2 separate regions of the Mus musculus genome follow, and region 1 is linked to region 2. The links are chromatin loops, found by intact Hi-C in ENCODE. Cell type or tissue: gastrocnemius. All regions are shown on one strand.

Evidence for each region. A loop is a pair of places that touch in the nucleus more often than their neighbours do. Peaks named below come from ENCODE experiments on the same cell type or tissue, not always from the same donor. Only the 100,000 strongest peaks of a DNase experiment are listed, where the experiment ranks them.
Region 1: it touches region 2 in a loop (9-fold over the local background); 23 of 42 quality-filtered maps call a loop at or near these places.

What each region holds. Positions count from the first base shown.
Region 1 is chr11:114,520,336-114,528,335 of GRCm38, reverse strand. Gm31724 (a long non-coding RNA gene) reads left to right here. Exons shown (of 4, transcript XR_880310.1): 4 at 2,242-3,184. Among named protein-coding and RNA genes, the nearest start is that of Gm39472, 35 kb to the right of the region's middle. In gastrocnemius, a CTCF peak has its summit at 4,729 (motif pointing left); DNase peaks (open chromatin) are centred at 3,988, 4,382 and 4,732.
Region 2 is chr11:114,633,419-114,641,418 of GRCm38, reverse strand. No RefSeq gene overlaps it. Among named protein-coding and RNA genes, the nearest start is that of Gm31781, 11 kb to the right of the region's middle. In gastrocnemius, no CTCF peak of the experiment used is centred here; DNase peaks (open chromatin) are centred at 2,181, 4,129, 4,378, 4,891 and 1 more place.

The DNA of each region.
Region 1 (8,000 bases), 110 kb after region 2:
GGGAGGCAGGCGGATTTCTGGGTTCGAGGCCAGCCTGGTCTACAAAGTGAGTTCCAGGACAGCCAGGGCTACACAGAGAAACCCTGTCTCAAAAAAAAAAACAAAAAAACAAAAAAACAAAAAAACAAAAAAAACCTACCATGTAGCCCCCCAAATGGTTCCAGGTCCTCTACAAGAGCAACACCCTCTTCTAACCACTGCTCCAGCCCTGCGGTAGGACCTTTTGATCCTTCAGGACTCATGTATAAAAGTTAGGCACATCAACCTGTGCCTGTACTCCCAACAGCAGAAGAGGATGAGGCAGGAGGATCCCTGGGACTCACTTGCCCGTCAAACTACCTGAATTGGTAAGCCTCAGATTCAGTGAGACTCTGTCTTTAAAAAAAAAAAAGAAAAAAGACAGCAATAGAGAACAACACCCACCAATAAGGTCTGGCTCTGCATATTAACACTCACGCACTCACATGCACCCATGCAGGCATGCATATACATCCACGCACGCACGCACGCACGCACGCACGCACGCACGCACGCACGCACGCACGCACGCACGCACGCACGCATGCAAGCACACCCTTACACAGAAGGTAAATTCACAACATCTGTTTATCTCAGATATTCTCCCTAGTCCTTTGATCTTGTGGTCAATGAAGAGAGTCCTCGGAAATCTCTTGCCTCAGTCAAAGACTGATGGGAGGGGAGAAGACATTGGGGACCAACTTTCCTGCTTGTACTTGGCCACTGGATGTCTGTCACATCTATACAAAGGCCTCTGATTTGTTCCCAGTCCACTGAGGCCCACCCTTGGGCAGCATATTCTCGATTGGGACTACAGGGTTAAGAGATGAGACCCTTTCCCTGAGAAGGTCCGGTGGTGATGTGTTGGTTCCTCCATCCCTGCCTTCCAGGTGCTCAGGAAGTCCATGTCCTGGTCCATATTGTGCCAGCCTTGGGGGAGCATCCAAGGGCAGCCCTTTGTGGTGGCAGGACTGTGTAACTGGCATGAAGAAGGGCAAGGGAGACCAGAGCTGCCTCTGCCGGTAGTTGCTGCAGCCCGGGACTGTGGAAGCTTGGCTGTTCCTAGCCTATTAACAGTCATGATGAGGAGAACGGGAAGGCTTCCTCTGGAGGGGCTCAGAGTACTTCAATTAAAAGGCAGAATCTCAGGGGTTGGAGATTCAGCTCAGTGATAGAGCACTTGTCTAGCAGGTGCAAGGCCCTGGGTTCGTCCTCGGCTCTGATGGAAAACAAAACAAAACAAAAAACCAAAAAAGGCAGATTTTCATACGCCTCTAATGAGGACACCATGAGGCAGCGGGGGCTCCAGCTGTGCCCTGCAGGACCAGCCTCATCAGAGTGCTTGGTTGGGAAAAGCTTGGCATTCTCTGTCTGCCTCTGTCTGTCTGTCTCTCTCCTTCCTTGGATTTTTCCTCCACCATTTTTCTATCCTGGAAATACTTATGTAAGAGAAGAACGAGGAAATGACCTTGAGTCCTTTTTTTAGAAGCCCCAGGGCACAGGCAGCTGAGCTCTGTACTAGCTGGGGCCTCATAGCAAGTGTAGCAGGCAGACGCTGAGCTGGGGCTTCTTTGGTCATTGCAATAGGGGGCCATGCACTGGTGTAACACCCCTCCTTTGAAAATGGGATAGCTTACTGACTTGCTTCTAATCCACAGAGCATACAAGGTGATCCCGTGTCACTTCTATAACTAGGCTATGTCAGATTACAACTCCCACCTTGTTGGTAGCATCTAGAGCCTTCCCAGCTTGCTTGTTACAGATTTCAATTTTATTAATTTCTAATTTTATTTTTCCTCACGTGTGTGTGTTCGAATGTGTGCATGTCTGCCCACATGTACACGTGCACATTTATGCACACATGTATAGAGAGACCCAGTGATGATGTCAGGAGTCTGGAATCTTCAGCAATCTTTCTCCACTCAGTTTGCTGAGATAAACTTAAACCCAGAGCTCATTGTTCAATGAGTTCAGCTCATCAGCCTGCCTCCGGACCCCTTTGTTTCTGTCTTTAGGCACTGGAGGTACAGGTGGGCCATTGGACCCATCTGGGATTTACACTGCTTCTGGGATGCAAACTTCAGTCCTCGTGCACGCTGATCATGTGGTCAGTGCGGTAACCACTGAGCCATCCTCCCCACTCCTGCTTGTAGGTTTTGATGAGTTAAGTAAACTACCATGATGGAAAAATCCAAGTGAACAAGAACCTCTTCTGTCCAACAGCACTCAAGGACTGAATCCTGCCAACAACCATGTTCAGTTGGATGTGGATATCCTCCGAGCCTTCAGAAAAGACCCTATCTCCTGATCTGCGGCCTGTGAGAGACCCCGAGTCAGCTCCGGGTGGAACCGTGCCCAGACTTCAGAGACCATCTGAGAAGAACGGTGCTTTCCGCTGCCAGGTTTGGTGGGTGATTTGCCCCCCGGTGGTGGGTAATGAACTCAGCACATTATGGAAAGTTCCAGTTTCCCACCGCACATCTGCAGGAAGGTTCCAATCAAGGCTGCAGAGAGGATTGACAGAGCAGGTGCCTGCAGGTGTGTGAGGCACCCAGGAAGCCAGGGAGAGCAGCTTTGTTACTAATTTACACCATACTGGTGATGATGGCTGCTCTGGGCCTCAGCATTTAGGACCCTGCCTGGGCTCGCCTTTAATGTGCACACATTCATTCAGCTCACTCACTCTGCGTCCAGCGCTGCTGTCCCGGCTGCGTTCAGAATACCAACAAGGTCACACAGAGTGCCTTGGTAATAACGTCCCTTACCTTGGTAAGGATCTTTATGATGCACAAAACTCATTTTGGTGGTAATCACTCAATTGGCAGAGCAGAAGCAGGCTCTTCCATTTCCTCCTTTATCTGGGGTGTGTCTTTGGGGAGAATAGAACCCATTTTCCCATCCCTTGGACCTGTGTGGACCTTGAGAAGAGACTGAAACTTAGAGACGAAAGGACTTTTTTAAAAGGCAAAGTGAAGTCTTGTAACAGGGAAGTAGTCATAGAAAATCTATAATCTAGTAATGTTCAGCATCTCCGACAGTGGATGCTAACAGTGGGCCTCGGAGCCCACTCTGTGACTCATTAACTCAACGGCCCTCAGCCCCTGCTCCTTCTCACTCTCCTGAGCTCTGGCTCTTTGGATCTGCATGCTCTGGACAGTGCCTGTAACTGGAGTAGTATAATATACATGTATATGTGTATATATATTATACATATATAGCACATAGGATATATATATATATATATATATACACATACACACACATATATATACGATATAGAATGTATGTGCTGCGTGTGCCCACATTTGTGTGTGTGTGTGAACACTGAGTGTCTTCCTCAGTTACTCTTCAGATCTTGTTTTGTGTGTGAGTACTATAATGCGCGCGCGTGTGTTTGACTGTGTAGTATGCGCACTGTATGCATGTGTGCCCATTTATGAGCCAGAGGTTGACTTAAAACATCTATGGCTCTCTACCTTATTTTTTGAGACAGGCTATCTCTCCATAAATTTAGAGCACAAACCTACAGTTAGACTGTCTGGCCAGCAAGCCCCAAGATCTACTGCCTCTACCCTCTAGCACCAGGGTTACGAAGTCCACCCTCAGCCTTTTGGTTCTTGTTTTTTTTCCTGGATGGTAGAGATTCATTATCAGGTACTTTTTGTTTTTGGTTTTTTTGTTTTTGTTTTTGTTTTTTGTTTTTTTGTTTTTTTTGAGACAGGGTTTCTCTGTGTAGCCCTGGCTGTCCTGGAACTCACTCTGTAGACCAGGCTGGCCTCGAACTCAGAAATCCACCTGCCTCTGCCTCCCGAGTGCTGGGATTAAAGGCGTGCGCCACCACGCCCGGCTTATCAGGTACTTTTGTTACTGAACCGTTTCCCTAGCCCGCCACTCTATGGTTGAGACGAGGTCTCTCACCAGAGCCAGTAGTATGCTGTTTTGGCTAGACCGGCTAGCCAGCTCGCCTCCTGAATGATTCTGTCCCTGCTTCTCCAGTGCTGGGATTACGTGTATGCACCACTGAGACTGACTATTCGCAAGTTCTGGGCCTTGAACTCAGCTCCTCACAACTTTGCGGCAAGCTCTTTGTCAACGGAGCCACACCCCCTCGCCTTAGAGACACTTGATTGGTATAGTTGGTTTGTTCCTGGCATCTAGTGGAGAGAGGCCTGGGATGGTGCCTCCTGGCTGGTTTCTCGTGTCAATCTGATACAAGCTAGAGAGAGAGGGGGAGGAGCCTCAGTTGGAGAAATGCCTCCAGGAAATCCAGCTGCAAGGCATTTTCTCAATTAGTGATCAGTGTGGGAGGGCCCTGCCCATTGTGGGTAATGTCATCCCTGGGCTGGTAGCCCTAGGTTCTGTAAGAAAGCAGGCTGAGCAAGCCCTGGGAAGCAAGCCAGTAAGCAGCATCCCCGAATGACCTCTGCATCAGCTTCTGCCTCCAGGCTCTAGCCCTGCTTGAGTTCCTGAGTTCTGACTTCCTTCAATGAGAGGTTATGGAAATGTGAGCAGACCCCCCCCCCCAACAATAGAAACCTTAACTAGGACATCCATCAGGGTCTGGACCACAAAAAATTGCCTCAGGGTGAATGTTGCTAGTGACATGTGGAGCTAGCTTCTCTTCTGGTCTCTCCTCCATCTCTGGCGTCTCCCATTGCCCACCTACCTCATCCTAGCTGCTTGTCTCCCTTCCTACAGCTGCTCTCTGCTGCCCCCTCCTGGCACCGCCTTCCCAGCCTTGGTGGGAGATGAGCAGACAGGGGTCAGGATCCAGAGCCTTCTGACTTACACCATAACCTTCTAGAGTCTTCTACAGGCTTCTCTCCAGCCCTGGCTGGCTTCTTCCTCCTGTGAAGGTCTCTCCAGTTCCTGCTTCCTGTGGTTTCTACTGGGCCCCAAAGGGACAGTGTTGGTCACGTTTGGTCACGTTTGGTCCCATGTCCTCCTGGCAGGAACCTACCCAAGAAACATGTCCGTAGGAGTCCGGCTTTGCCACACCAACCACAGCTGATCCAATTTTTCTTAATTAGTACATTTAATTATTAGTAACATTTCACTTAAGTAGAATTAATTACCCCATCAGCAGCCCTGGCCAACCCTTCTCACGTGAGCTTTTATTGCTATTCCCACACCGAGGCCAGGAGCCTCCCCCATCCTTATCTCTCTGATGGAACTGGCTCCCAGCAAGAGCTCCTGGGAACGAAATCCCCCACTTCTTGCACCTGTGGAGGACTCCAGCCAAAGCATTCAATCAAGCCAGAAATTATGGGCAGCTGGGGTGAGCACAGGACAAGGAGAGGAGCTGTGCACCCAAGGTGATTAGCATCTTATTCCCCGCAGGCTGAATGAACCCGATTCATGGACAGCTTCTGTCTCTGGGCTGTATGTTCCAGAACAGGTGCTCTGTCAGGCAGTGGGGAGAGAGGCAATGGACTCCAGCCTGCTTTTCTCACTTGTCTGCTTTAAGGTGGCCCTGGAGAGGAAGACTGAGGGTTAGAAGTACCAGCCTCTGAGCAGTTAGTGGGTTTGGGTTTCCTAGGGGTGCACACCATTGGATTGGGTAAGCCACACCCAGGAGGCTCCCCGGAGGTCAGGAAATGGCAGAGACTCCAATACCAGGTCAACGTGATTATGCCTGACGAGAGGGGCTCCTGTAGTCAGCCGGTCTGTGAATCTCTTTAAACCCTTTCCTAAATGACCCACAGAGCCGGAGCCTCAGGAGAGGCCGAAGTGGATGCGGAGCTGGAAGGATGCGTTTCATGCCCACCTTTTGGATGGCGCTGGTCAGACTGGCTGTCTGGCTGTCTGTCTCTATCTCATCCCATCGCCCAATGGTTCTTGACCTTCGACAGGTCACTCACTCTCTGAGACTTGGCTTGCTCAGCTGGAAAATGGCTAACAGCTATTTTGGTGGGCTGCAGTCAACAGGGGTCTTGACTGGCAGAATGATAAAGGCCCCCGGTGGCCCAGGATCAAAGCAATCTGTTTAATTTTAATTAGCCCCAGCTTGCTTTGCTTTTACTGATTGATTGACACTTGAGACTGAAGGAGTTTCACACTCTACCACTGGCTTGAATCTTCACCTTTTCTGGGGGGAAAAAAATCAAAAGACTTTTGAGAGACAGGACCTCACTAAACTGCTCAGACTGCTCTTGAACTTGCTTGGTAGCCCAGCTTGGCCTCAGCCTTGTGATTTTCCTACAGATCATTGTGAGTCCTTGGTGGGACAACAGTGGATGCAAAATCCATGGTACTGACAGAGCAAGGCAGAAGCCACAAGGACTCCACCATAGTCCACGGCACTGACATGGCAAAGCAGAAGCCAAGAGAGGATTCTTTTATAATCCAAGCAAGGCGGAAGCCGGAAGGTCAGCTCCCAGCCACCATGATGGAGTGGAGCTGGTTCTGGCTTCAGTGTTGAAACATCCAAGTTCATTTTCTAACTCGTATTTCAGAGTGATTCTTGGGTCTAATTCCATCTGGGTAGTGTCTGCAACTATCTCCTCCCTGTTTCCCTTGTGTGGTTATGTGTAAAGTCCATTCCTCCGTTTGCTGCATAGGAAGGTGCTTGTCTTGAGAGAAATGCCCAGGTATGACTTCTTGTTGGTATTTATCTCCCCTCCTCCACCCCTGCCACTACTTCAGCTGGGGCAGGTATTGTGAGCAGGGTTGTGATGGTTTGTATGTGCTTGGCCCAGAGAGTGGCACTACTGGGAGGTGTAGCCTTGTTGGAGTAGGTGTGTCACTGTGGGTGTGGGCTTAAGACCTTCATCCTAGCTGCCTGGAAGTGAGTTTCCTCATAGCAGCCTTCAGATGAAGATGGAGAACTCTCAGCTCCTCCTGCACTATGCCTACCTGGATGCTGCCATGCTCTTGCCTTGATGATAATGGACTGAATCTCTGAACCTATAATCCAGCCCCAATTAAATGTTCTCCTTCTAAGAGTTGCCTTGGGGGCTGGTGAGATGGCTCAGCGAGTAAGAGCACTGACTACTCTTCCAAAGGTCCTGAGTTCAAATCCCAGCAACCACATGGTGGCTTACAACCATCCGTAATGAGATCTGATGCCCTCTTCTGGAATGTCTGAAGACAGCTACAGTGTACTTACATATAATAAATAAATAAATCTTAAAAAAAAAAAAAGAGTTGCCTTGGTCATGGTGTCTGTTCACAGCATTAAAACCCTAATTAAGACAAGGACCAAAGCCCAAATATCACAACAATGTTGAGCACCAGTGTTCTTATATGCCGTGACAATATTTGATGAATTCACATGTGCCTAGGGGGCAGCCTAAGTAGGTGAATAACATGAGAATATTTTCTGTGACAATCAATATCCCTTCAGTTGAACCATCTCTGCAGATCTGACATTTTGAGATTTCTTTTTGGCTACATTGACTGGATTTATGCTGTATGCAGTACTCACAGTGGCAAGAGGGGCTGGCAGTCAGCGAGCCAAGTCCCGTGGTGCTGCAGCAGGGAGCAGGCTCACCTGCATGAGACCCCAGCTAGGTGGGAGCTGGTGCTCCCTGCATAGTGCTCACCTGGTCCTTGCTGTTAAGTGTTAAAGACTCCACATGGCTACATTTTCAAGCTAAGCACAAGCCGACGGGAGGGGGTGGGGTGGGGGGAGGCTGGTGTCAGCTCTGGAAGCCCTGGTCTCCTGGGATCACCAGTCACTCAGTTCTGATCAAAAGCAGAGGCCAGATGCGTGTGTGCCTGTGTATGTTTTGTGTGGTGTGTGTATGGATGGGTGGTAGTGTGTGATATGTGTGTGTGTGTGAATGTGTGTGTATGTATACACAAACATGAAGAGACCAGAGATTGTCATTGGGTGTCTTCCTCTATCTGTTTTTTGTTTTTTGTTTTTTTTTGAGATAGGGTCTCTTATTGAGCCCAAAGCTCACCAATTTGGCTGGACTACTTGCTGAGCAAGCCCCTGGGATTCTCCTGTCTCTGACTCCCCAAAAGTGAGATTTCAG
Region 2 (8,000 bases):
GAAAAACCCTTGCTAGAAACTTCCAGAAGAGACTGGGCTTTGGAGAGAGTCTGGGAGGAAAGAGAAGGAAGCTGTTGGCAGGGGCCCAGTGGAGGCTGGGCCTACTGGGCCGACCAGGATGGCTCCTCTCCGTCATTTAACTTGTATTTTTCTACTGGTGGTATCACTCACTTGAATGCAGATCATAAAAATTACAATTGATGTTTCAATTAGTTATAATTTACGGAGTGATTACATTTAATTTCTCTTTTATTGTATTTTAATGGCTTCAAATTTCTTGTTGATGAGATTCTGCCTCATGATCTGAAGTCACAGGCCACGGGGTGGAGACTGGGCTCCGGTTCTCATCGGGGCAGGTGGGCATGGCCCACTTCTGGGGCCCCTTGCTCCTGCTGGGGTCTCCTCAGCTGACCCAGAAGCCTCCCAGCCTTTGAGGCCCGGGCTGAGGTATTTGGCATGGAAGTAGAATCGGCAGGGTATGCAGGCAGCAGGGTGTGCAGGCAGCAGGAGGAGCTTGGGGCTCCGCTGCCCCCAGCTGTCTTGATGGTCTTGCTAATGGGGAAGGAGATTTGTTTGTTCTTAAGAATCTGGCAGATTGAGGCAGGGAAAGAGGGTGGGCCAGGAGGTGGAAACGGACTCTGAATCAAGACAACTCAGGGAGAGGCTCAAGCCTGAAACCCAAGTGCAGAAAGACTGCTAGGTGTGTGTGTGTGTGCTCGTGCGTGGTGTGTGTATGTGTGTAGTGTGTGTGTGTGTGTGTGTGTGTGTGTGTGTGTGTGTGTGTGTAAACCGTGCCTAGGACCTGCAGAAATGGCTTAGTGGTTAAGAGAATTGTCTGTAACTCCAGTAGTTCCAGAGGATCAAAGGTCCTTTTTTGGCCTTCAAGGACACAGGCCTGCACATGATGTACAGATGAAGGCAAAACACTCATGTATGTGTGTGTGTGTGTGTGTGTGTGTGTGTGTGTGTGTATATGTATATGTATATGTATATATATATATATATATATATATATATATATATATAGTCAACCCCCAAGTCAACCAAACCAAAACCTGCCTTCCCTCTTTTCTCCCTGGCCTAGGGCAGCAGGTGGCTCAGTTACCTGTTGCTAAATAAATACCAGGGAGGTGCAGAGAGCCCAGGCACTCTTAGCCTCAAGCCTGGAGAATGTTCTGGATAACAGCTCCAGCACCACACCCTTTCCTACTGAAGCTCCAGTTATTTGGAGAAAGTTCCTTGCCATTCCACCTCTGTCTGGCTTGAAGCTGGGTAACAGCTCTGGGGTTGTCTAGGGGCGCTCAGCTGCCAGCTGCCGAAGAAGGGCCCACACTGAGCCCACACTGTGCCGTGTACAATAGTGGCTTTGCAGCTCTGCTCAAGTCTGGACCCCAGCCCTGCTGCGCAACCACCCAGGCTATAGAGGATGAGGGACAGGGCTGCCCCTCTGCGGAACTGGGTAATTGGAGACAAGCCTCAGGGCGTCCCGGCCGCGCTGCCACAAGGTAGCGCTCACCACGCTACTGGCTTTGAAGGGGGCTTCAAAGAGTTTCCAGGAAAAGCAAGCTGGACTCTGTCAGCTCTGTGAACGGAGGTGGGGGGTGGGGCTTCCCCAGGTGGTAGGCAAGAGTCAGAACATCAAAGTCGCATGAACCCCTGACCTGCGGCCGGCCGCTAGAGGGGCTGCGGGACATTTGCTATTAAAGGGGATCCAGGGTGGGCCGCGGCGGGGCCAGTGGAGCAAGCAGCTGGGCTCCCGGTTCTCTGTCTACAGCAGGCACTCCGGGCCCGATACACATAACTTTGTCTTCTGCTCCCTCTTCTACACAGTCAAGTCAGCGGGAGGTGGCAGATCGATTGCCAGTGTGGCCCTGTCCTGAAAACCATAATAGAGAAGAGACGATGTCTCAGAGAGTGAAGGGTTCAGGAGGCAGGAGAAAAGACTGGCTGGTGTCTGCGCTTTTTCAAACTTCAGACAATTAAATTAGACAAGGAGAGTGAAGACCCAGCCAGGGGACCCTGTCTTCCTGACCCTGTCATAGTCTTAGGCAAAAACCAAAAAACCCAAAAAACAAAAACAACAACAACAACAACAACAAAAACCCAAAAACCAAAAAAAAAAAAAAAAAAAAAAACCAAACCCAGCCTGCTCTTGTGTGCTTTCCCCATGGCCCAGGAGGTCTGGCTCCTTGACAGTTTCTAGGTCCCCCGAGTGACTACAACACACTCCAGGTTTTCCTAATTTATCAAATGTGAAGGGGAGCGAGATGGTCATAGGTCAATTCCACTGAGGGATTTATTATTTATTTGTGAGACAGAGAGCGTCCTTGTTGTCAAGGCTGCCCTGGAATCAATCCACCCTGTAGCCTAGGATGGCCTTGAACTACCTCTAGTCTTCCTGCCTTCGCCTCACCCATGCTGAAATTATAGGCCTGAGGTACCATGCTCGCAAGATTTCTCTGCTTATTTAGACATTATCCGAATGGGCTAGGAGTTTAAAAAATCTCCCCGCTAGGCAACCCCAGTGGCTGAGCTGAAGGCTGCAAGCTTGCTTGCTGCAAATGCCACTCTGGGAAGCCACCTGGAGTCCCCACCAGCTTGTGCCCCTCCCAGCGCCGCCAGAAAATAACCACCGCTAAGTTGGCCTGCAATATCAGAAGTGGATTTTGTCTCTCTCCTAGAGGCCTGAGGTCTGAGATTCAGCTGTCAGCAGGTCTGAGCTTCCTGATGGGGCTGGGGGGTGGGGGTGGGGGGATAGTGAGGGGGGTGTGGGTGGGGTGGGGACCCTTCCTTGATTCTCTGAGCTTTTGGTGGCCCTGGCTTGTTGCTCAGTTCTCTGCCTCCAGGAAAACATGGCCACCTTCCCTCCCGCTGCCCTGATATAAGGACTGTGGCTGGATCTAGTGCCACACTGACTCGAGACGAGCTCCTCTTGCCCCATATCCACAGAACACCCACAAACTCTCCTCTCAAATGGGAGTTCATCTGAGGATCTGAGTGAACATGCATTTTGGGGGACACAGTCACCTGCTCCCTTCTACATCTTTCCTCTCTTCCTGGTCACATACCCTCTCTCCGTTGGGAAACTATCCCTCCCCCAGTCCACATGAGGCAGGTGGGCTGGTAATTGTAGTGGGTTTTCTCCTGTCCCCCTGGCCACAGGGTAAGACGTGTAACCTCTCTGAACAATCACATGTGTCGTCCCAGGCTGTAGGAGTGGCTCTGAGGGGAATGGGGTCTGAGCTGGCCAGGCAGACTCACCCTAGGGCTTTGGATATTTCCCAGGAGAGTTGAAGCAAAAGGGGACTGGGAGGTGGGGCGACATCACTCCAGTGAGCAGAGAGCCTTGAGGGATCTTGCTGTAGGGTCTCGCTGTAGGGTCTGTGGCCACCTCCCCTACTGCCTCAAGAAAGAAACTGGGGCTGGATGTAGTGGTGCATGCCTTTAATTCCAGCACAGAGGCAGGGAGATCTCTGTGAGTTCAAGGCCAGCCTAGTTTACATAGTGAGTTCCAGGACAGCCAAGGCTATATGGTGAGAGACCTTGACTTGAAACCGAACGAAACCAAAACCAAAATTAACAAGAAAGCAAGCTGGTAGTTGGGGTGTAGGAAGAGGTCATCTGTGGTCATTGCAGTGGGCAGATAGGAGCAGAAGGATGGGAGGGGGCGGGGAACCTGAAGAGCCATGAAGGGAAATCCAACGTGTGCTTGTGTTTCTTGCCTCAGAGGCCAGGTCTGGCTAACCATCTAGGGAATGATGAGCGCCCATCAGTGGGCGTGTATGAGGAGGGCTGGGGTGTCCAGCCATGGGGAACATTCTTCGAAGAGTTTCCACTCTGGGTAGGTACTGTACTAGATTAATGTCTCCAATAAGCACACACCAGGCCCCTCCTGTGTGCTGGGTCCCAGGGTTGTAGGGCTGTGTAGAGAAAAGACAATATTGAGGTAATGTAGGTCAGTTGGAGGCAAGGAGGCTCAAGAGGTGGACTTTGCTCCGGAGATGCTGGGCGGGAGGGTGGAAGGAAGCCCAATGCAGCGAGGGAGGCAGCTCCTCACGCTTACACAGCAGGTGCTTGGAAGCATTTGTTGAATAAATGAATTTAGATTATTTTATGGTTCACTTGCTTATGTCTGCCAGTGACTCACGCTGTGCACATCCTTCCTTTTGTGCAGCCTTCCCCAGCACACAGATACACAGGCACACACGTACACACATACACACGAGCACGCACACACACGTACACGCGCGTGCGCGCGCGCACGCACACACACACGCACACGCACACGCACACGCACACGCACACACACACGCACACGCACACACACACACACGCACACGCACTGTACACTGTTGATTGCCCAGTGCTTTGCCTGGCACCTGGAGCGCTGAGTAAGCAGCTGTGGTCCACATGCCTGCAAGGCTGTCAGATGGATGATTGGCAGCTGGTGGGGAAAACAGCCTTGCTCACTTTACTGTCTGCTTCCCCCCCCCCCCCCGCCCCCTCGGTGGTGCTGAGCTGGAAGCGCTGCGTGGCTTCTGGCACATGGGCTTAAACTCAGCACCTAATGACTCACTTTGTGGATTATCCACGGCCTGTTTCATTTATGACATCTCTCTTTTCAACGGTAAGCTTCTGGGATACATTTAGCAAGAACCAGGCATACGTGACCATTTTAACAGGGGTTCGTGACTCTCATAGTACTTGGGGAGCCTGGGGGCTTTTCAGAAGGGGGAGGGATGAAAACATCAAAGAGAAGCATGAGGTGGGGGCTGGGGCTGGGGTTTCTTTGCTGTTTAGAAAGTCCTGAGGCATGGGAGGGGTCAGCTCTTGCAGCCACGGACCCTATTCTTGGAAGGCAAGTCGTTGCTGCAGGTCCCACATTCAGCCACTAGATGTCAGTGTTTCTTAACAGACGGAGCTGGGGATGGCCTCTTGCAAGGGAAGTTCTAACTGGTGGTAAGTGCCTGCGGGGTGAGTGTGGATGCCACTGTCTATTTAAGAGTTTCCGTATATTTTATGTAGTGAGTCGTCTGAGGATCCCTGGAGTTCAGAACCACATTACCTCCATCCAGTCCAACTGCAGACAACTGTGTGTGTGTGTGTGTGTGTGTGTGTGTGTGTGTACGTGACATTGTCAGCAAGGAGAGGGTGGAGCTGGGCAATCAGGCTTTAGGAGCCTTTTTGCTTCCTGGCTGAGAGAAAGGAAAGACAATGTCAGATGTGGAGGGAGGGGAGAGGAGAAAGACAGCCAAAAGCTGGGGAGAACCCACCTCACATAGCATCACAGCATGGGCCACATCGACACCCTGGAACACTTCCGTGTGCCCCAAGCTTCACTCCTGGTAGAGCTTTGTGTGTTCCAGAGGCTCCCAGAAAATGTACCAAATGGAGGTTGTAGAGATGGAGGCAGAAGAGGGACATTGGAGTAAGAAGAATGATGGAGGCCCCCAGTATACTCATCAGAGGATGAGGAACAGAGCCCAATCCCCACCCCACACCCCAACACTTACTTTCCTCCCGGCTCTTCAGTGCAAGAGTTAGGAATCTTCAAATGTAAGGCAGGGATTGGCTCTTGAGCCCCCAAGGGCAGTCCTAGAAATGTCTCCACTCAGGGTGGTGACGGCTACGGGCCCCTATTGCAGTACGGTGGCCGGAGATCACAAGCTTCAGGCTTTACACAGAGATAAGAGAGGTTATCTGCTGCCTCCCCTGGTTGCTTCCCCACAGAGTCTCAAGTTCCGTCATTAGAGACTGTGATTTATTTAGGTCAGGCCCTGGCTCCCCCTAGGAATTTTACATAGTTTCTTGCATGTAATAGACTGTTCAGTAAATATTTGTCAACCAAAGACTCCATTAAAATAAAATACCCTGAGGATGGGTAAACCATTTTCCTTTGCTAACACTTCGCTGTGAATTAGCTGATCACTCTAACTAGTGTCCTAACGAGGTTTCTGAGGGCCGGTAGTTCCAATGGGAAGTTCTCAGGCAGGGAGAGAGGCCTAGTCTGGGCAAATGTCTAGGGGGGAGATGGGACCTGATGGGGAGCAAGGGCAGCTGTGCTGAAGGTCAACACAAGGACATTGGAGTGCTTGCTGCCGGTGACGAGGATAGCTCTTCCCTCTGGAGACTCTCAAGTGATTTCCCTGGGAGAGAGTCTAAGTCCTCTCCAAGGATGGGTATGGAACTGCTTTCTGCTCTGGGCAACTCTCGACACCCCAGTCCCAGGACCCTTGGATGCTTCAGCCTGACTGTTCCTTGAAACCTAATAGTGAGGTCACGTTAATTAAGCCACCAGCGTCACCTTTGCCCCAGCCCCAGCCCACATCTTTGCTAGGTTAATGCTGACGAGTTATTCACCTTGAACGGACCTACCACAGGGAGCCTGTGGTGAAGGGGAGATGGGACTGGCATCATTCTAACCTCCCCAGGGTGACCCAGCATCCACCCACACACATTTGGACCTTGTCTAATGAAAGCAAGAACAAATGCATGACTTCACCTATGTTCTAACTTTAACTCATCGCTGTAACAGAACACGACCAAAAGCCACGTTAGGAGTAAAGGGTTTATTTGGCTCCCAATTCCAGGTCACAATCCATCACTGAGGGAAGCCAAGGTGGGAACTCAGGACAGGATCCTGAAGGCAGGACTCACAGAGGAAAGCTGCTTGCTGGCTTGCTGACTTCCAAGCTCCTGCTTAACTGTCTTTCTCTACTTTAGTACTTCTTTCTTTCTTTCTTTCTTTCTTTCTTTCTTTCTTTCTTTCTTTCTTTCTTTCTTTCATCTATCTATCTATCTATCTATCTATCTATCTATCTATCTATCTATCTCTCCATGCATCCATGCATCCATCCACCCACCCACCCATCCACCCATCCATCTATCTACCTACCTATGAGACAGGGTTTCATTATGTAGCCCTTGGCTGGCCTGGAACTCACTATATAGATCAGCTTGCCTCAAACTCATAGAGATCCACCTGCCTCTGCTTCCCCAGTGCTGAGATTAAATGCTTTTTTCAATTATTCCCGGCACTCGCTGGCTCTCTTACACAGCCCAGGACCACCTACATAGAGAATGGTGCTGCCCACCATTCTAATTGATTAATTTTAACTAACTTCAGCATTAGTTAATAATCAAGACAAATCCCCACAGACATAATCCTGGAAATCCATCAGTTGAGACTCCCTTCTCAGGTGACTCTAGGCCGTGTTTACAGTTAAAGGTAATTAGAAGTGTTGGGCAGTTTTATGTCAACTTGACAGAGGCTAAAGTCATTGGAAGGAGGGAGCCTCAATTGAGAAAATGCCTCCTTAAGATCAGGCTACAGAAAAGCCTGCAGGACATTTTCTCAATAAGTGATCGATGTGGGAGGTCCCAGCCCACTGTGGGTGGTGCCATCCCCTAGGCTGGTGGTCCTGGGTTCTATAAGAAAGCAGCTGAGCAAGCCCCAGGGAGCAAGCCAGGAAGCCAAATAATCTCTTTTCTCTCCAAGTTTTGCTTTGGTCATGGTGTTTTATCACCGCAATCCTAACCCTAACGAAGACACTGGGACACTCTGTAAGAGAGACTTCATGTCTCCTAGCAGCCATTCCATTTACCTTTGAGTGACAGCCATGGCACTGAGGTTTCTGTGGCGTTGGGTACCTCCCAAGTTTATCTGCAGCCCTGTAGGAATTCTCTGTAACTCCAAGACCAAACTGGAAAATGAGCCAGTGCCAATAATCTTGGTATAAAGTGAAAAGGGAAAAGAGCCAGAAATTAGTTAACATATGGAAGTATAAATATGTATACATAAACCAGGAAGAGGGGAGTCAGAGGTTCTTTCCTGTGTATGTATGGTGTGTGTGTGCACATGCGTGCACATTCATGGGTGTGAATGTGGGCATGCCTATGGCATGATGTCCTGTGGAGATCAGAGGACAATGCTGGGTGCTGGTCCCTGCCATGCTTATGACGGGATTTCTATGCTGTTTGTACGCTATGCATGCCAAGCT